Regions from separate parts of the Homo sapiens genome. Here region 1 is linked to region 2. Evidence: chromatin loops called from intact Hi-C (ENCODE). Cell type or tissue: PC-9. All regions are shown on one strand. Links, peaks and the distances in the headings refer to the core of each region. The heading gives the core; the rest is flanking DNA.

Region 1 (11,012 bases), core at 2,486-7,485, 77 kb after region 2:
CATGTTTCTATGGCCAGGTAATATTTGTCAGAACCTTGTTTTTTTTTTTTAATCAGGGTACAAAATTTTAGTTTTTAAAGTTACCTTTATCAAATCTATGGTTAAAATAGTTGTGGAGCTGCTCTAATTTGAACAGAACTTATTTTTTTTAAGTACAGATTATTTTGGCAACCATTTTCTGATCTGATTACAATAAAAATTTTTAAAAGAAGTTCCAGTTTTATTGCCAGCCACGGTGGCTCACACCTGTAATCCCCACACTTTGGGATGCCAAGGTAGGAGGATTGCCTGAGCAGGAGTTGGAGACCAGCTGGGGCAAAAATCCCATCTCTACTTTAAAGAAAAGAAAAGAAAAAAAAAGTTTCAGTTTTTGCTTTTGGGTTTTTGTTTTTTGTTTTTGGGGATTTTTTTTCTGAGACAGGGTCTCACTCTGTCACTGGAATGCAGTGGCATAATCATGACTTACTGCAATCTCCACCTCCAGGGTTCAAGCAATTCTCCCACTTCAGCCTCTCCAGTAGCTGGGACAACAGGCATGTGCCACAATCCCCAGCTAATTTTTTTTTAGTAGAGACAAGGTCTCACTGTGTTGCCCAGGCTGGTCTCAACCTCCTGAGCTCAAGCGATCCTCCTACCTTGGCCTCCCAAAGAGGACAAGATTATGGGTGCAAGCTACAACACCCAGCCAGAAGTTCCAGTTTTTAATCTGGAAGCCAGAATAACTTGGTAAATCATTTCCACACTGAGGGAAGAAACCATCAAAGACGTATTCATTTAGTGTCCCAAGTTCATGAACGCTTTATACAGTATCTTTCAAGTCAGGCACCAATAAAGAAAGTGTGCCCACAGACAGGGGAACAGAGAGAGTTTTAATCTCATCAAAACTCTACTCGGTGATGTCAACAATTAAGACCTACTATGTTCCACCCTTCTTTTCCAATTAGAGGCAAAGAAGTAAAATATTGAAGCCAATACTCAGAACTCAAGTAATTCTGATAGCTACAACATTGAGCTATAATTCCAGGCTCAGTGGATCCTTTCCAGGCCTGGCTCTATTTATCTAAGAAACTAAGAGAGACAAACAGGCCTCCTCCTCAGCACAGCTATGATGAATATTTAATTAGCTAATAATACAAAGTAAATGTATCATCAATAGCAAATGAGATGCTTATAATTAACTTGGGACAAAGAAGTAGAAATCAAGAAATAGCCTGAATCTGGGCAGGGTGGCTCGTGCCTATAATCCCAGTGCTTTTGGAGGCCAAGGCAGGAGGATTGCTTGAAGCCAGGAGTTTGAGACCAGCCTGGGCAACATGGCGAGAATCTGTCTCTACAAAAAAATTTAAAAAATTAAAAAAAAAATTAGCTGGGCATGGTGGCACACACCTGTAGTCCCAGCTGCTCAGGAAGCTGAGATGGGAGGATCACTTGAGCCCAGGAGTTCAAGGCTGCAGTGAGCTATGATTGCGCCACTGCACTCAAGCCTGGTTGACACAGCAGACTCGGTCTCTTAAAAAAAAGTAGCCTGAGATGGTTATTTTCATCATAAACTGCCTTTTTCTCTGAGGCAAGGCTGTTAAACTGCTAGCATTTGGAAAGGCCTATGGCCAAGTCAAATGTCCCTGGAATTTACATAAGGTCCAGGGCAGACTTGTTCAGCATGAGACAAATGGGACAAGATCAGGTGGTGAACAGAAGCTCCAGAAGGCCATGCTTATGTGCAGCACACCGTTCATTCATTCCTACTGTGGCGATGATATTGTGGCTCTCCAAAGACTTCCACATCATCATCCTTAGAATCTGTGACTATGTTGCCTTACCTGGCAAAATGGACTTTCCAGATGTGCGATTTAAGTTAAGGATCTTGAGATGGAGAGATTGTCCTTGATTAGCTGGGTGAGTCCAGCGTAACCTCCTTATAAGAGAAGGAGGAACCCGGGTGTGGTGGCACATTCCTGTAATCCCAGCTACGCAGGAGGCTGAGGCAGGAGAATTGCTTGAACCCGGGAAGGCGGAGGTTGCAGTGAGCTGAGATCGCGCTATTGCACTCCAGCCTGGGCAACAAGAGCGAAACTCCATCTCAAAAAATAAATAAATAGAGAGAGAGAGAGAGAAGGAGAGTTAGACTCAGAGAAGGAGATGAGATGGCAGAAGTGAGGTCAGAGTCATAGACAGAAATTTGAAGATGCTTCACTGCTGGCTGTGAAGACGGAAGAAGCGGACATGAGCCAAGAAATGCAAGAAGTCTCTGGAACCTGGAAAAAGCAGGGAAAGGGTCTCCCCTGCAGCCTTTAAAAGGAAAGCAGTTCTGCTGACACTTTGACTTTAGCCTAATGAAGGCCGTTTTGGATTTCTGACTTCCAGAGATATCGTAATAAACTTGTGTTGTTTTCAGTCACTAAATGTGTGCTATTTTGTTGCAGCGGCAATAAGAAACTAATACCTCTAAGTGGCAGAGAGTCAAAGATGAAAAAGACACATTCCTCCTGTGGGCATTTGTTTAAAAAATATTTATCGGGTTGCTCAAAGTCGCATGATAGCTGATGCTTATCAGCCACCCATTATGTGTCAGGCAGGATGTTAGGTGCTTTGCATCCGTTTCTCCAATCCTCAGACCCATCCTAGTATACATACTGCTGACATTTATTAAACACCATGCACCAGACACAGTCTTAAACACTTAACATGTATTATCATATTTCATTCTTATAGCCCTGAGATAGATCATAATCACTCTCATTTTACACAAGTGGAAACAGGCGAAGGGAAGCTGAAAGTAGTTTCTCAGGGTCAAATTGCTAAAAGTGATTAAAATTTTAGCTTGCCTGCCTCCAGAACCTGCTCTGTATTTTCCCCATTTTCCAGATGAGTAAATTAAGGCTCAGAAAGGTTAAATAACTTGGCAAAGCCAAAACTGATTCATCATCTGCTGACCATCCACCAGACCGACTTTCTCCTGACTCTCCCTGTACGCCCTCTCCACTAGCCCAGAGCCTTCTGATTCTAGTCTGAAGCTTGTTCGGAAAACCTTGTATTCAGCCTGGACGATGTAGCAAGACCCCATATCTAAAAAAATAAAAAAATTTAAAAAAAAAACCCTGGTATGATGGCATGCACCTGTAGTGCCAGCTACTTGGGAGGCTGAGGCAGGAGGGTCACTTGAACCTAGGAGTTTGTGGCTACAATGAACCATGATCACACCACTGCACTCCAGCCTGGGCTATAGAACAAGACCGTGTCTCAGAAAAAGAAAAAAAAAGAAAGGAAGGAAGGAAACCTTGTGTGTTGTAATGACTAGGTCTCTCATAGACTGATTTTGAAGTTGACCGGCTCTTGGTACAGAAATGTGCGGGCAGGGTATCCCAGGCTGGATGGCCTGAGTCCTCCCTGCTGTCTTCAGCTCCCTTTAAGCTGTGGTTAAGATGCCCATTTCACTGCATGAGACAGTGACAGGACAGAATGAGCACAGCGATTTTATTCACTCATTTAAACAGCCGTGAAACACGTATTCATTATTTACGGCTCCTGAGAACTGCTACACTTCCCTACTTTTCAACGACATAAAGAGAGCTGGTTTCTTGCTGGAACTGTACCTACAAAGAACACACATTCAGGGCAGGGCTGGGTCCATCTTGTTCATCCTATCCCGGAGCCCAGCACTGCACCTGGACTACAGTAAGAAGTTCCATCACTGTTCTTGACTGATTTATGTAGCTCCATTAACACCATTGAGATCACTAATGGTTGCTCATGGGGCCTGCTGGGAAACCACGCAGGTAATTTCACTGTTTTGCCTATAATTGGGTTTGTCCCTTAGCTATCAAACTATGGCAGTCTTCAGTGTCTCAAATGTCTGGTTTCGTTGTTGCTGTTTTGAGACGGAGTCTCACTCTGTCATCCAGGCTGGAGTGCAGTGGTGCAATCTCAGCTCACTGCAACCTCTGCCTCCCAGGTCCAAGTGATTCTCCTGCCTCAGCCTCCCGAGTACTGGAACTACAGGCGTGCACCACCATGCCCAGCTAATTTTTGTATTTTTAGTAGAGACGGGGTTTCACCATGTTGACCAGGCTGATCTTGAACTCCTGACCTCAAGTGATCCACCTGTCTCTGCCTCCCAAAGTTCTGAGATTACAGGTGTGAGCCACCACACCTAGGCTTTTGGTTTTTTTGAGACACGGTCTCACTCTGTCACCCAAGCTGGAGGGCAGTGGCATAATCACAGCTCACTACAGCCTTGACTTCCTAGGTTCAGGCAGTCCTCCCACCTCAGCCTCCCGAGTAGCTGGGACTACAGGTGCGTGCCACCACACCTGGCTAATTTGGTTTATTTTTTTGTAAAGACAGGGTCTCGCTATGTTGTTCAGGCTTTTCTCAAACTCCTGGACTCAGGACTTGCTCCCACCTCAGCCTCCCAAAGAGCTGAGATTACAGGAGTGAGTCACCACATCCTGCCTCTGTGTCTCAAATGTCAAACAGCTAGCTACCTCAAGGTATGACAGGAATATTTTTTTTTTTTTGAGACGGAGTCTCGCTCTTTTGCCCAGGACAGAGTGCAGTGGCGCAATCTCGGCTCACCGTGCCCGCCCCAGGAATATTTTTAAAGTTGGTCACTGTTCATGAAGTCCTTTCTCATGACTTGATACATCATCTCTGTGCCAGCCAAACAAACCTGTTTGCAACTATGCTCCTGGCTTTCACTCGTGGCTTCTTTGTCCTTCTGCACAAATCGTATTTCCACATTGAATGTGTGGACGAAAGAAAAGAAAAAACAAGTTTTTAATGAATTAAAGTTAGTTTTATTCAGAAGTCTTACTGAGGACTGTGGACTGAGGCCTATAGCTCTGGAGGAGTCTTTCAGAGAGGAGATTTTGTCAGAAATCTCCCAACCAGTGTTTTAGCTCACAGCTTATATACAGGAGGGGGGAGTTTATGATGACAGATCACATCCAACGTACTCAGAAGTTATTATATTGGTGCAAATGTAATTGTGGTTTTTGCTATTAAAAGTAATTACTTTGAAGCAGAATCACAACAAGGTTGAGGTATAAGAGTCCATCTAGTTATAGATTACAAAAACATAGTCACTAAACTCATCAGAAGTTATCTTATGTTGGCCAGTCACAGTGGCCTACAATCCCAGCACTCTGGGAAGCTGAGGTGGGTGGATCACTTGAGGTCAGGAGTTCGAGACCCGCCTGGCCAACATGGTGAAACCCCCGTCTCTACTAAAAATATACAAAAAAAATTAGCCGGGTGTGGTGTTGTGTGCCTGTAATCCCAGGTACTCAGGAGGCTGAGGCAGAAGAATCGCTTGAACCCAGGAGAGGTTGCAGCGAGCCGAGATCAAGCTACTGCACTCCAGCATGGGCAACAGAGTAAGACTCTGTCTCAAAATGAAAAAAAAAAAAAGTTATCTTATGTTTAAGGAAAGACAAGGACAAGGGTCATTTATCTTTAAGGAATATGGTGACCCAAGTAAGAGACACAGACGGCCATATGCTCTGTCCTGTTTTGTCTTTAAAGCATCCCTCCAGAGATCTGCACGTCACCACAGAGCCAGGTGCTTGGTGAAATTATGCTGGCAAGCAGAAATGAGCAGATATGGCTTCTGTTTGCTACTTCGTCTCACAAATGCTTTTTACTTTCTCTGTACCAATTCACACTCCTCCTGTCTATCTCCTCCTGGATTATCACCATCCTAAGCAGGTGATCCTGGAAGTCACATTCCCTCTGTTCTTACGTGTGTGCTGGATTGCCAAGGTAAGATTATGTCCATCAAGGCTTGTATTTATGCATCCTGTGTGTCCTCAGGAAAATCACAAGCCTTGGGATGGTAGAAATCATAAAATCATACATTCTATTTCTTTCCTATCAAATCCCTGCCAGGACACTTATTAGTATAGATATTAATTCAGTTTTCAGTAAGTATGTAATAAATGGTTCTAACTGAGTTTCTTCTTTTATACAGGTAGAAAGAGCAGACTTTGATTTTAGTCCTGGCTCTGTCTTGAACTACCTGAGTGGTATTAGCCGGGACACTTCACTCCTGCCCACATGCCTCTCAATTATAAAATGAGGAGAAAGGCCAAGCACGGAGACTCATGCCTATAATCCCAGCACTTCATGAGGCCAAGACAAGAAGATCACTGGAGTAAGGAGTTCGAGACCAGCCTAAGCAACATAGCAAGACCCACATCTCTACAAAAAATTTTAAAATTAGCTGGGTATGGTGGTGCACAATTGTGGTCCAGTAGAATGCTCAGTAGATGTTAGCTATCATCATCATCTTTATTATTATTAGGGCTTTATTAATTATTATTACTATTGGCTCTTAAATCAACATGATTTTTGCCACATTGCCCAGGCTGGTCTCAAACTCCTATCCTCAGGCATTCTACCCGCTTTGGCCTCCCGAAGTGCTAGGACTACAGGTGTGAGCCACTGCACCCGGAACCCGGGTATATATTGAAAAGGATGAATAGTTGTGAGCTTGGGCAAGTTGCTTAATCTCTCAATGCCTCGGTTCCTCACCCAAGATGAATAATGATCCCTACCTCATAGGGTTCTTATGAGGATTCAGGCAATTAGACCCAGACTGGCTACTTAGTAAGCACTCAGTAGATGTTAGCTATCATCATCATCTTGATTATTATTAGGGCTTTATTAATTATTATTATTTTTTTTATGAGAGAGTCTTGCTCTGTCGCCCAAGCTGGAGTGCAGTGGCACAATCTTGGCTCACTGCAACCTCCGCCTCCCAGGTTCAAGTAATTCTCCTGGCTTAGCCTCCCAAGTAGCTGGGATTACAAGCGCCCACCACCATGCCCAGCGAATTTTTTGTATTTTTAGTAGAGACGGGGTTTCACCATGTTGGCCAGGCTGGTCTCGAATTCCTGACCTCAGGCGATCCGCCCATCTCGGCCTCCCAAAGTGCTGGGATTACAGGCATGAGCCACCACGCCCAGCCAATTATTATTATTATAGGCTGTCAAGCCAATTCCCAGTAGTACTCTTACCTACATGAGGATGGAAGCTCTGGCAGGACAGGGAGGTAAGCTCACGTTAGAGCCAGTCTACCTGCTGGGAAGCAGAGAAGCTCAGGCTGCCGCCTGCCAGTATTTTTAGCAGCGATGGTGAATCACGAGCAGTTAGTGTCAGAAAGACTAAAAATTGAAATAGCTTCTAACACCTCGACAGTATTTTTACCACACTGTTTTATCTAGGCATTAAAAATATACATGGTTTTAATTATATCTTGCTTTGCAGGAGGGGAAAAGAAAACCCTCAGCCGCTTGCCATCTCTCTCCTTTTTATATGTGTCTTTCTTCATGAAAAGCGGGCCTCTGAAAACGATTGCATGAAGTGGAGCGTCTCTGTCAGGTGGAACTGGCCTCCCAGGCCGCATTTACCCCAGTGTTATTACAGGAAATGAATGCATTGTATTGAAGGCCGTTTGTCGCTCATTGTTGCTCAGGCTCAGGCCTGTGTGGGACTGTTTGTCCTCCTGCACACACAGCAGCCATTGTGTCCCCTGCAACATCCTACATGCAGCTGTGAACAGTTGTGCCCGAGCCAGTTTATCGGCCGTGGAATTCACTCAGAAAGGAATCGAGAACAACATATCAAGTCAGGGCCCTCATTTTCTCTGGGAATGTTCTGAGCTCTCCCGCATTCCTCCTCCCACTTGGCCAAGAAAAACAAACAAACAGTGGCCTCCTTTGATGTACGCACCTCTGGGCTATTCAGAGGTGGGATTTTTTGGGTAAGAATTTCCAATTTCTACATGGAATCTCCATTCACAACTTTCTGGACCCAGAGAGCTAAGGCAACAGAATCTAATAACTACAAAGGCTGTCCCTGCCACTGATCTCTGGGGCCAAATGATGTCCCTACAGTAAACAAAGTCAAGGGGGTGTCCCACCCCGTCATTTCACACCATGACAGCCGTGAGGCTAATTTGCAGGGTGACTCTATGAACACTGTGTTGTCCTTTCGGGTTGTTCATATGGCCCACCTCCCATAGGACACATATTTAATTCATCAGAACATGAAACACTTGGCAGGGCACAGTGGCTCACCCCTGTAACTCCACACTTTTGGAGGCCGAGATGAGAGCGTCACTTGAGGCCAGGAGTTCGAGACCAGCCTAAGCAATATAGCAAGATCCTATCTTTATTTTAAAAGAATGAAAAATAAAAAACAGGAGGCTGGGCGTGGTGGCCCATGCCTGTAATCCCAACACTTTGGGAGGCCAAGGCAGGTGGATCACCTGAGGTCAAGAGTTCGAGACCAACCTGGCCAACATGGCAAAACCCTGTCTCTATTAAAAATACAAAAATTAGCCAGGCATGGTGGTGGGCACCTGTAGTCCCAGCTACTTGGGAGGCTGAGCAGGAGGATCGCTTGAACCCAGGAGGCGAAGGTTGCAGTGAGCCGAGATCGTGCCACTGTACTGCAGCCTGGGAGACAAAGTAAGACTCTGTCTTAAAAAATAAGAATAATGAAAAAAAAAAAAACAAGAAATATCGGCTCCCAGGCTAGAAATAGGAGTCAAGAAAGACTGAGGCAGGTTTCATAGGTGAACATTCATATCAAGTCTTGGCAACTGTTTAGGTGGGACAGTTGAGGCTTGGGTTGGCTTAGAAACATTGATCATTTTTTCTTAAGCATAGTGCCTACAATTTTGATTGGTAAATGGGGTTTTGGGCTTGGTTGTGGAAAGTGAACCAACCATCTGTTTTTTTCCTTGGACTGCAGTGGTGCTCAACAGAACATTTTGCACGAGGAGCCTTAAGCTAAACATTTGCTCTAAAACATATATGTGTATCTATACATCTATGTACATGTAAAAAAACCATGTGTATCCACTTATCAGAATAAATCTCTGATGCTGGGTGTGGTGGCTGATGCCTGTAATCCCATCACTTTGGAAGGCCAAGGCAAGTGGATCACTTAATCCCAGGAGTTTTGAGACTAGCCTGGGCAACACAGTGAAACCCTGTCTCTACAAAAAATACACAAATTATCTGGGTGTGGTGGTGCATGCCTATAGTCCCAGCTACTAGGGAGGCTGAGATGGAAGGATTGCTTGAGCCTGGGATGTCAAGGCTGCAGTGAGCCATGAGCATGCCACTGCCCGAGTGACACAGCAAGACCCTGTCTCAAAAGAAAAAAAAAGAATAAATATCTAACAAACACAATATATCAATAGTTGCCAATAAAGTTTAGAGTAAGTAGAATTTAGAAGAACATGACTTAACTAAGTCCAAATACACAGATGTAACTTTTCCTCACTGTCCAAATTTCCAGTTTTCACTACTATTAAATGTGACTCTGATGTTCATAAACAGGGCAAAGGAGGAAATAAACTTAATTCACTCAACTTGTTCTTCAGAGTCTAAAAGCCTTGTGGGGCTTATGCTCAACTTTTACACAACGGCTTTGGCATTAAAAGTCTTTGCACAGGCTGCTTATAATCCCTGCACTTTGGGAGGCCAAGGAAGGAGGATTGCCCTGAGCTCAGGAGTTTGAGACCAGTGTGGGCAACATGTCGAGACCCTGTCTCTACACAAAATTTTAAAAACTAGCTGGGCAGGATGGTGCACACCTGTAATCCCAGCTACTGGGGAGGCTAAGGCAGGAGCATCGCTTGAGCCCAGGAGGTCAAGGCTGCAGTGAGCTATGAGTGTGCCACTGCACCCAAGCCTGGGCGACCCTGTCTCAAAAAAAATAAAAATAAAAAAAATTTTAAAGCCATTGCACAGTTTTCTCTGCTGCTGGAATAAATGGATCTTCTGCTAGCTCTAATTGCCCTAGTAAAAGAATATTATCTTTGACCACTGATCCTAAGAACCCAAATTCCCTGCAATTCCTTTGCTAAAGGAAATCCCTGTCTTCTCTCCATTTCTGGCCCCTGAATGCTATTTTTCTTACAACCAACAAAGAAGAGTATAAAGGTGTTTATGGAAAGAGCATCCCTGTGAGCCCCCTTTTCCTGGGACAGTTATTCTTTTCCCAAACAGAGAAGGGTTCTTTTAATAATCAAGTTACCGATTTATTCTAAACTCTCCCCTCCCAACTGATATTTGAAGGTTGGAATGGCATTAAAAATAACATCACATAGAAAGCTGGCCGGGCGCGGTGGCTCACGCCTGTAATCCCAGCACTTTGGGAGGCCGAGGCGGGCGGATCACGAGGTCAGGAGATCGAGACCATCCTGGCTAACAAGGTGAAACCCCGTCTCTACTAAAAATACAAAAAATTAGCCGGGCGTAGTGGCGGGCGCCTGTAGTCCCAGCTACTTGGGAGGCTGAGGCAGGAGAATGGCGTGAACCCGGGAGGCGGAGCTTGCAGTGAGCCGAGATCCCGCCACTGCACTCCAGCCTGGGCGACAGAGTGAGACTCCGTCTCAAAAAAAAAAAAAAAAAAAAAAAAAAAAAAAAAAAAAAAAAAAAAAAAAAGAAAGCTAATTATGTTCCACTTCCCACCCGTCCTTCTTGCCAAGTAATCTTGGGTTTTGCCACCTTGTTTTTTTATTTTTTGAACATTAAAAAACAGAAGAAGACGAGGGAGGCAGCAGAGAATGGGAACAGATTAGGCTTTAAAATAGAACTGTCAAGATGGTTCCCCGCAGGCTCTGTTCTGATCTAGCAATTGGTAACTTCAGATCCACTTGCTTTCACAAGCGTCTGGATAGCAGTAGATTGAGCAGCAATTAAGGGATAGAGCATTAAGCCGAATGAACTTACTTTTCTAGCATTAACTATGGCTTTTCATGGTTTCCAGTGAAAAATAAATTTAAACAAACTTATAAAATATTTACGTGAACAAACAACATGTGAAAAAACAAATTTATAGAAATCGGTCAGTTGTTCAGAGCATATTTGCAAAACACTCTAAATTGGGGGTCCTTAAACATTTTACTCACAACTCCCCACCTCCACTCAAAATAAAAAAAAAAAGAAGAAGTTTGAAAAACTATGCAGCACTTTCTCACCTGTTTGAAGGATAAC
Region 2 (11,012 bases), core at 4,048-9,047:
TTTTTTTTTGAGACAGGGTCTCATTCTGTCACCCGGGCCGGAGTACAGTGGCACAATCATGGCTCACTGCAGCCTCGACCTCCCAGGCTCAATTGATTCTCCCATCTCAGCCTCCCGAGTAGCTGACACTCCAGGTGTGCGCCACCAGGCCCAGCTAATTTTTGTGTTTTTTTTTTTTTTTTTTTTGTAGAGACGGGATTTCCCCATGTTTCCCAGGCTGGTCTCAAACTCTGGTTTTAAGAGAACTGCCCACCTCAGCCTCCCAGAGTGCTGAGATTACAGGTGTGAGCCACTGCGCACAGCCTCAGCTCTTCTTTTCCATCAGTCACCTTTCTGTTTAAATTAGTTCAAATGGAGTTCTTGTCACTTGCAGCTGAGAAAATCCTGAATTGGACACTTATCAAAAAAAAGTACTTTACAAGATCACTGTTAATGGCTGGTAAGCATCCCGTGATATGCACACCTTTACATACTTTTCAAGTCTTCCTCTATTATAGGACACTTAGATTCTTTAAAGACGCCCTGCACCATAAATAATGCTGTGATAAACATCCTTATTCATAAAATATTGTGCACCTCTCTGACTGTCCCATTAGACTTGCTGCTAAGACCACATGCACTTTGAAAGCTTTTGAGACCTTATGATCAAATTTCCCTGCCAAACAGTTGCATTTCATGTATATATCTGACAGTCATTCATGAAAGAAAGCGTCTATTTTTTCACGTTGTTGCCACATATTAGATATTATCACTATATTTCTTTAACATGTTTCTCGATGTTATAGGCCAAAAGGGCCACCTCATTGTGTTTTTAGTTTGCACTTCTTGGGAAAAACAGTTATGCTTACAAAGAAGCCCCGGATTTCCATCAAGTTGTGGAGTGTCATGCTGGGGACACTCTTATCACTCCCCTGAAGGCCTCAATGGCTGACTCACTCTATCAAAATGCTAACAGGGTTTCCTGCCATCAAAGGGTTTTGCCAAAACATCACATTGCCTCATTTTTTATCCTAAATACCACAACCTTCTTAATTCTGAGAGGAGGGGAAGAGAAGCCATCAGTGAACATCCTAAAAGAGGACAGCAGGTAGTAGGAGTACCTTTTTATTTTGTTTGGTTTTTGTTAAATTTAGACTTAGGGATAGGGATAGACTTAGAGATAGACTTAGGAATAGGAATGCCTTTTAACTGACTCCAAGGAGGGGACTTCTACTGGTTCAGAATGCTCTCCATCTGGGGGATGGTTCATTTATTTATTTATTTTTTTGAAACAGATTCTTGCTCTGTCAGGCTGGAGTATAGTGGCTTCATAATTGCTCACTGCAGCCTCAAACTCCTGGGCTCAAGCGATCCTCCCACCTCAGCCTCCTGAGTGGCAGGGACTACAGGCACATGCCACCATGCCCAGCAAATTTTTGTATTTTTTGTAGAGATGGGTTTTTGCCATGTTTCCCAGGCTAGTCTTGAACTCCTGGACTTAAGCAATTCTCCCACCTCAGTCTTCTGAGTAACTGGGACCACGGACTCGCACCACCACACCTGATTAATTTTTAAATTGTTTGTAGAAACAGGGTCTTGCTATGTTGTCCAGGCTGGTCTTAAACTCCTGGCCTTAAGGGATCCTCCCTCCTTGGCCTCCCAAAGTTCTAGGATTACAGGCGAAAGGTACACACGGCCTTTTCAACTTTTTAGAAGAACACGCTAAGTGGTATGCACTTTTGTTTGGTATTGGAAAGACCTTGAATTTCACAGAGGACATTTCAGGATTTTTCCAGAGTGTTTAGTGCTTGACCACCCAGTGCTCCTCACAACAGACCGAGTGACATACTTTCTGACTTTCCTCTGAAGTGCCTCCAAATAAGATGCATTTGCTTTCATCTTTTTCTCCCTTTCCATTAAGAAAAGACTAAAACTAGCATGGCACTGTCAGCAGTTGAGCTAGTGAACTCTGGGATTCTCATGAGGAGGCCCAGTGAAGAAATGGCCTTTCTTCCTAATTAAAGACTTGGGGAAGCACCCTCTAGAAGAGCAGTCCCCGACCTTTTTGTCACCGGGGACCAGTTTTGTGGAAGACAGCTTTTCCATGGACTAGGGAAGGGTTGGGGGATGGTTTCCAGATGAAACTCTTCCACCTCAGATCATCAGGCATTAGTTAGATTCTCGTAAGGAACATGCAACCTAGATCCCTCGCATGCACAGTTCGCCATAGGGTTGTGATCCTATGAGAATCTCATGCCCCCGCTGATCTGACAGGAGGCAGAGCTCAGGCAGTAATGCTGCCTCTCCTGCCACTCACCTCCTGCTGTGTGGCCCTGTTCCCAACGACCACAGACCAGTACCAATCCACAGCCTGGGGTTTGGGGACCCCTGTTCTAGAACACCTACTGTTGACTTCTGTGCCCTAGTTTCCCAGGACCAAAAGCCCTTCTCTGTACATGTGTGGTGGGAGCACCATGTGGCCAAAGAGTTAGCTGAGGCCAGAGATGTTTCACTGTGTCAGTGCAGTGAAAGAAAGAAGGGGGGGAACTAGTTTTATTTTGTTTTTAGATTAAATATGCGTTGACATAACTTCCAGGTGTCTGAAAATTATGTGAAAACATTTTTATATGGAAGGTCTGTACTCATATTATTGTTGTAATGGGTTAAAAATTGCATCAAGGGATATTGATTTCCATTTTTTAATCAGTCTCCCTCTCTAGATATATGGATAGAGAATGTGTGTATGCATGTGTATGTATTTACAGATATATATATATATATATATATATATATATATATATATATCCACCCCAGCTCTTGCCCTCCTAGGTTTTTAGGTTTTCTTTCTCTTCTGTTCCAGTGCTGTTCCTTTTCCCTAAGCAAGGCCGTTCATGCACCACCCCCCACATTCTCTAAGGCGTAGAAAACTACTAATAAAGTGAAGACTGGGCGTGGTGGCTCACACCTGTAATCTCAGCACTTTGGGAGGCCAAGGCAGGTGGATCACCTGAGGTCAGGAGTTCAAGACCAGCCTGAGCAACATGGAGAAACCCCATCTCTACTAAAAACACAAAACTAGCCAGGTGTGGTGGTGCATGCCTGTAACCTCAGCTACTCAGGAGGCTGAGGCAGGAGAATGTCTTGAACCCAGGGGGCAGAGGTTGCAGTGAGCCAAGATCATGCCATTGCACTCCAGCCTGGGCAACAAGAGCGACTCCATCTCAAAAAAAAAAAAAAAAAGAAAGTGGAGATTTCCAGAAGAAGGACAAATCCTACTCGGATATAAAAATAGAATGTTTTGCAGGATATAGCTTTCTAATTTAAATCTGGTACAAAGCACAACTTCCTCAGGCCTCAGTTTTCAGTTTATAACAAGACAAGGATTGCCTTTTCTCTAAGGTGGCATCCAGTTTTGTGATCTTAGGAGACATTGACTGGTACGACGTAGGCAAACCCCTCTCTGCTTCAAACCTGTCTGGGAAGCCAAGCCCAGGGTTTTCTTTCATGAACCACTCGGCTTCTCTGTCTCTCTTTGAGTTTAACCTGGTTTCCTTCTATCTCACCACCCACGGGTGGGGCCAGACAGTGGTGTGTGTCGCCACTACTTCCTGATGCCCACTCTGAGCCAGGCTGCATTTGGGGCTCAAAAGGGTTCATTTGCCCAAGGCATACACAATCCACAGGAGCGGAGCCTCGATTTGAACCCATGTTGTCAAACTCCAAAGCCACGATCTTAACCACTATCCTATGCTGTCTCCCAGGAGGAGGGTGGTTTTCAAACTTTTTTTCAGCACTGAAACATTTTAAGTGATGTCTTCCATAAAACCTCAAAAATGGAGCTGCCCTGGGGATCGCAGAGCAGGAACCTGGTTGTGAGCCACTTTGCCTCATCCACAAACCGAGATTGGCTCCCGGGTGCCTTCACAGAACTCTGAGCTGCATGAAGTGGAAAAAGAAACCACTCTTCTCCACTGACTACACATGACTGTGACAGACAAAACCCACCTTGCCTGTCCAGAGCCTGCTGGTGATGGTCAGTGGTCAGCATCCACAGAGGCCGAAGCCTAAGAGCATGACTCACAGCTCATGCAGCACTTCCCACGGCCAAAGGGCCAGCAGTGCCCTCCTATTTTCTTTTCTCTCTCTTTTTTTTTTTTTTTTTTTGAGATTGAGTCTAGCTCTGTCGCCAGTCTGGAGTTCAGCAGCATGATCTTGGCTCACTGCAACCTCTGGTTCCCAGGTTCAAGCGAGTCTCCTGCCTCAGTCTCCCGAGTAGCTGGGATTACAGGCACATGCTGCCACGCCCAGCTAATTTTTGTATTTTTTAGTAGAGACAGGGTTTCACCTTGTTGGCCAGGCTGGTCTCCATCTCCTGACCTCGTGGTCCCCCACCTCGGCCTCCCAAAGTGCTGGGATTACAGGCGTGAGCCACCGCGCCCGGCCAATGAAGTCCTATTTTCACACTTCCTTTGAGGACTACAGTAATGTTATCAGGAGACAAGCAGTTTCTGCACCTCCTCTGCCTTGACCCAAGTACATTCCAATAGACGTCATGAGGTGACAAACTGTGGGTGCCCATGTTGAGCACTGCTACCGCCAGCATTGCCAAGTTGATTTGTATGGATTTGTGTCATTTCCCTGAAGTTCAACATAATGCTCAAACAGGAGGGCTCTGCTGTGGGGCAGGCCTGGGTTCACATTCAGGCTCTGCCAATTACTGAGTGAGCTTGGACCAACGATTTAATTAAGATTCCATTTTCTCATCTAGAAAATGAGATCAAGTAAGTACGACCCTGCACAGTATCCATCACTATAAAGGTTAGACTAGCTATTATTATTACTATTATAAGCTAATGAAACATATTCTTCTAGTTACAAGAAAATGAAGCTGGGCACAGTGGCCCTCCTGTTGTTGCAGCACTGTAGGAGGCTAAGGCAGGAGGATCACTTGAGGCCAGGAGTTTGAGACCAGCCTGGGCAACCTATTGAGACCTGTCTCTACAAAACAAACCAACAAACAAAACAAAACAAAAAAACACTAACTGGTTGTGGTGGCACTCGCCTGTAGTCCCAGCTACTTGGGAGGCCTAAACAGAAGGATTGCTTGAGTGCAGGAGCTCAAGGCTGCAATGTGCTATGATTGCGTCACTGCACTCCTGCCCAGGCAACAGAACAAGACCCTGCCAAGAGAAAGAAAGAGAGAAAGAGAGAGAGAGAGAGAAAGAGAGAGAGAGAGAACAAAAGAATCAGTGTTTTCAGAAACTTTCTGACTATACATGCCTATCTAATTATTAAGAGATGGACTCATGAAAATTTTTTCAAGTTTGGATACCTTCCTCTTAAATTGTGTTTGAATTTCAAGTGAGTTTTCATTCTCAAATATATAACATTATGTAACATAGGATGTGCTACTTCTATTTTTCTTTCAGTCAGGTGTGCTATTACAAAGACTGATACTGTATGAGCAAAATTTGGGTGGATTGTCTTATCTACGGATAGCTAGATCCCAGGGTTTTAAGAGATCTTAGAAACTCTTTCTCCCCATACTCCTCAGCCAAATATAAACTGGAGTGATAAAAATCAAACATTTTATGTGGCGGGTTTAAAAATCACTCGTGTATCCTTAATATGTACCCATGCTTGCCAGTGGTACCAACACTGGCTTTTAGGTCTTTAATGCCCCAGAAATAAGAATCTAAAATGCCAGTTTTCTACTGAAGAATACTGACTTCATTGCCACTTGCCTTGTGAAATACCCCAGTCTCTTTCTGCTTGTGGACCAGTGGATTTATCATACGCACAATTTGTTACTAAATTTGAATTGTTGAGTTAGGAGTGCTTGAGAAATATGTGACTGCAGACCAGGACTGTGTCACCTACTTGGCCTCGGTGTCATTTTCCCGTAAGAATCAGGAAAAGATTATTTTTTCTGTTTCTATGAAGAATGTCACTCGTATACGAATGGTCAATAGGTACATGAAAAAATGCCCAATGTCATCAATCTTCAGGGAAATGCAAATCAAAACCAGATGGGATACCACTTCACACCCGCTAGAAGGGCTATTATGAAAAAGACAAAAAAAAAATCACAAATGCTGATGAGGATGGAGAGAAGGGAGACCCTTATACACTGTTTTTGGGAATGTAGCATAGCTACTATGGCGAACAGTATGGGGGTTCCTCAAAAAATTAAAAATACAACTACTAGGTCAGTTGCAATGGCTCATGCCTATAATCCCAGGACTTTGGGAGGCCAAAGTGGGTGGATTGCTTGAGCCCAGGAGTTCAAGATCAGCCTGGGCAACATAATGAGATCCTGTTTCTTAAAAAAAAAATAGAACTACCATATGATCCAGCAATCCCACTGCTGGGCATTTATCCAAAGGAAACAAAATCAGTATGTCAAAGGGATACCTGCTCTCCCATGTTTATTGCAGCATGACTCACTATAATAGCCAAACTAAGTGTGCATCAACAGATGAATGAAGATGATGTGGTAGATACACACTCAGCCATTAAAAATAATGAAATCTTGTCATTTGTGACAACACAGACAAACCTGGGGGAGGTTATGTTAAGTGGCCTGAGAACTCTAGCAGGACAGTAAGCTGAGGCAATCGTAGGGCCCACCTTATTTATCTCTGTCTTGCAAGGATTTCTGTCCTTTATTGCTTGATGTCTAGTATCTTGAAACTGTTGTTTCATATATTTTGTCTTTTTTGTTGTTGTTAATGAGACAAGTTCTCACTCTGTTGCCCATGCTGGAATGCAGTGGCACGATTACAGCTCACTGCAGCCTCCTGGGCTCAAGCAATCCTCACACCTCAGCCTCCCGAGTAGCTGGGACAACAGCTAATTTTTTTTTTTTAAGAGACTGGGTTTCATGTTGCCTTGGCTGGTCTTGAAGTCCTGAGCTCAAGCCATCATCCTGCCTCAGCTCCCCAAAGTGTTGGGATTATGGACAGGAGCCACTGCACCCAGCCTGAGCCTGTCTTTTTTATTTTTAAGGAAAGAGGATAAATCTGGTCTTTGTTACTCCATCTAGGCAAGAAGCAGAAGTCACAGGGGCTTATCCAAAGTATAATGACATTTTTAAACTACAGCAATAAAAGTCATTCCCTTCAAATCATTTAAAATTAAAAAGCAAGGTTTTGTTATATTAGGAAACAGTTTTATAAACTGCATTATGTTAAGGGTATATATCCTGTATATGTAAGGATATATACCCATACTCAGTGGAGTTTCATGATATATCATGAATTTTACAGCAAATTAAATTTACATGATCACAAGAAGAATAAATCGATTCTGAATAAGTTACTGAAATTTCTAACACCAATTGTCATTTTCTATGTAGCTTCAACCCTTGGCATAACTGGTCAGTAAATACAAAATTGGGTCCTTTTATGACTATGCCCAAAGTACATTGGATTTGGGTTTAACTCTTCCCACCTTCCTGAGAATTTCTCAGGGTTCCCAAATGGGTCCTCCCTTGCATCCACAAATGAGCCTGTCAGCTGCAGTTACCACAGAGCATCTGCCACCTCCTCCGCCAATCCCTGCTGCAGTTCCTGCTTTTCCTGGTTCTCCCTGAGAAGCCTCTTCTAGGATCCTTAGTGAAGCCTTTGCTGATGGTGCCTTTTGAGGGAGTGCCCATATAAGTGCCAAGGGCTGCCCAAAGCTGCCAGGCAGGGCTAGGTTTCTCACAGAGGCAGGCGACCCTGAACAGTTCTGAATATAACCTGCTTCTGGCCTTTAACTCCTCCCAGGATCTTACAGTCTCTGATGAAAGCAGTTCAATCAATTTATGGGCAAAGGAGCCAGACAGGGAACAGAGTTCATATAGCCCTCCCTCCTGTTCCCTCTTCCCTGCCACCCTGACTCAGTCAAACTTCTTCTCCTCCCTCCCTTACAAAACAGAAGCTCTCATGCTCATCAGCCAATGACCAGAAATATTTGATGGGGACAGAGGGAGAGAAGAGTAGATGTTTTATGTACTAGCAATATCTGAATGCAAAAACTGGACAACCCACGTGCCTTGTTCCATAGCCACTGGCCCTTGCTAGGCCATGTAGTGTGGATGTGCCTGACATTTGGAGCTCAGCAGTTGCCCAGTATGCAGCCTCAGTGGAATGTCTCATTGAAGAGCTGTTCCTAGATCCTCCCACAAAAACCTAAGAGCAGAGGTCACCTTCCCCAGGTGATTTTGCATTGCTCATCGGCAGCCTAGACTATGGTACTCAATAGTAGCTTCTGATATCGAACCTCACATTTCTCATGCTCAAAGAAGGCACAACCTAAGTCAGACACAGCTGTGGTCGGCTTCCTTCTCCCACTCCTCTTCCAGGCTTCCGCCAACAAATTGGTACAGCAGAGTCTCATTTCCTTAGGGGTCCTGGAACTTCCTTTTCACTGTGATTTCAAAAACATTTATTAGAGGATACATTTATTCCTCAGCACATTAATGGAGTCCAGATTCTGCTTGGATAATATGGACAGACAGATGTGCAGTGTTTTGTGCTACTTTTAGATGAGCAACGCTGTTTACACAGAATTTGCCCAAGACCACCCAACTCATTTCACATGTAGCCTCCAGCTTTCCAAGCCCTTAGCCTCCAGAGGAAAAGAAAAAATTTAATAACTCAGCACCCCACCCAGTTTTGAAGACATGACTTAATACTGAAGGAATTTGCAAGCCTGCACTGCCAATCAACATGCCTACATCAAATAAGCCATCTTTTCTTATTCTGAAAAATGGAAGGTGGTTCTAGAAACATTCTGCTCTCTGACTTTCTTCCACAGTGTTCATGTCTCATTTGAGACCTGGAGAAGTCTGAACAAAGACCTTAAGCCTAAAAAGTAATAACAATGCATAAAACACTTGATATTTGCCCTTCAAGTCTTCCACTTTCTATTTCACATCAATTGCCTTTTCCCCTTAGCTCTATATTATGCCTAATGATATTGTTAATAATTTTTTGCTTAAAGTTTCTTACATTTTTCCTAGCATTTGCATATATCAGTAATTTGTTGGCTCCTTATGTAACTTTGAGAAGTGGGTAAGGTGCTGTCTTAGTCCGTATGGGCTGCTGTAACAAAATACCATAGACTGGGTGGCTTATAAACAACAGAAATTTCTTTCTCATGGTTCTAGAGTCTGGGAATTCCCAGATCAAGGCGCTGGCAGATTCAGTGTGTGGTGAGGGCCCACTTGCAGACGAGATCGGGCGTGTTCTAGGTGGTATGGCCATAGACGAGGTCCCACTTTCATGTCCATAGATGGTGCCTTCTTGCTGTGTCCTCACTTGGTGGAAGGGGCAAGCAAGCTCTTTGGGGTCTCTTTTCTAAAGGCACTAATCCTAATTCACAAGGGCTCAGCCTTCATGACCTAATCACCCCCCAAAGTCCCCACCTCCTAGTATCATGGTGATTCGATTTCAACATCTGAATTTGGGGCAGGGTCGGGGAGGGGGGTAACAAACATTCAGACCATAACAGGCAGGTGGTAGCAGCATTTCCATTTTCCAGATGAAGTAAATGAGAAATCAAATGAGTTTGCCACAGTTTCCCAGAAAGTAACTGGTTAAGTCAATTATTCCAGCTGATCATAATAATTTCTTTTTCCACATTGCATCTGGAAACCATTGCCTGCTTTTAAGTTTTGCTGTGTTGAGTTATGTAGAGATACCACCACATTATTGATGTATATTATATATTATGTTACTTTATGGCTTACCAAGACCTAAGGGTACATTGATACCTTTTCTTTCTAAGCCCTATCTGACTTTGGTCAGTGATTTGTATAGAAAATGTGAACCCAGTAAATAACATTCTAGTGTTTTTCTGTAAACACTAACAAATTTTAGCTACATGAATGACAGCTACTCATAGAATTAAAAGGCAGCAAAGCTTGGGAGAGTGGAAAACGTATTGGAATAAAAGCTAAGACACTCGGTGCCAGGTCTGGTTTTGTCCTTAATTCACTCCCATGTCCGCTCCCTTCCCTTTTACAGATAATACAAGAGGCAAATTCAATCCAATAGACATTTTATCAAGGGCCTATTGGGTAAAGCACTTTACATATGACATTTAAATTAAACCTCACAACAACCCAAACGGGTAGGTGTCACTGAACTCATTTTCTAGAAGAGAAGACTAGCATCAGGGAGCTTAAGACAGGGGCAGGGCAGGGTCTGAGCCACTCTTTGAGTCCTACACCATGTTCCTTTCTATGTCCAAGGCCCTGTTCAGTACTAAGGAATCTTTAAGGAGATAGGTGTAAAGTCCCTATCCTCGAGCTGCTTTCAAAACAGCAGAAGTGGGCCTGGTGCAGAGGCTCATGCCTGTAATCCCAGCATTTTGGGAGGCCAAGGCATGAGGACCACTTGAGCCCAGAAGTTTGTGACCAACCTGGATGACACAGCAAGACCCTGTCTCTATAGAGATACAAAAATTAGTCATTCCCAGTAACTCAGGAGGCTGAAGCAGGAGGATTGCTTGAGCCCGAGAGTTTGAGACCAGCCTAAGCAATATAGTGAGACCCTGTCTCTACAAAAACTACAAAAATTTAAAATTTAAAAACACAGAAGTGAACAGATGCATATGCAGTGAACAAGGGGTAGCTAATATAACAAGGAAGTAACCAGTGCTGCCTGAACGGGTGCTACATGCAAAGGAAGTGGGTTGGCTGGAGAGATCACTTCTGGCCTACAGTTGTGGTGGGGTGAGGTTCAGGTGATAGTTTATAATGAAAGTGGAACTTAATTTGGATATCTAAGCATGATTATGATTTTGACAGGCAGAGATGTGACAGAGAGCCATGCTGGATAGAGGGTATATTAGTCCGTTCTCATTCTGCTATAAGGACACACCGAGACTGGGTAATTCATAAAGGAAAGAGGTTTGACTCACAGTTCTGCAGGGCTGGGGAGGCCTCAGGAAACTTGCAGTCATGGCAGAAGGGGAAGCGAACACATCCTTCTTCACATGGTGGCAGCAAGGAGAAGTGCAGAGCGAAGGGAGAGGGGGGAAGC

The links. Hi-C counts contacts between places; a loop is a spot of excess contacts. Peaks named below come from ENCODE experiments on the same cell type or tissue, not always from the same donor. Only the 100,000 strongest peaks of a DNase experiment are listed, where the experiment ranks them.
Region 1: it touches region 2 in a loop (7-fold over the local background); 8 of 110 quality-filtered maps call a loop at or near these places.

The regions. Positions count from the first base shown.
Region 1 is chr10:24,808,608-24,819,619 of GRCh38, reverse strand. No RefSeq gene overlaps it. Among named protein-coding and RNA genes, the nearest start is that of ARHGAP21, 90 kb to the right of the region's middle. In PC-9, for the core only: no CTCF peak of the experiment used is centred there; a DNase peak (open chromatin) is centred at 4,549; H3K27ac peaks cover 2,229 bases.
Region 2 is chr10:24,887,461-24,898,472 of GRCh38, reverse strand. All of the region lies in intron 3 of PRTFDC1 (phosphoribosyl transferase domain containing 1), which reads left to right. Among named protein-coding and RNA genes, the nearest start is that of PRTFDC1, 60 kb to the left of the region's middle. RefSeq lists an enhancer at 10,635-10,844. In PC-9, for the core only: no CTCF peak of the experiment used is centred there; a DNase peak (open chromatin) is centred at 6,412; H3K27ac peaks cover 831 bases.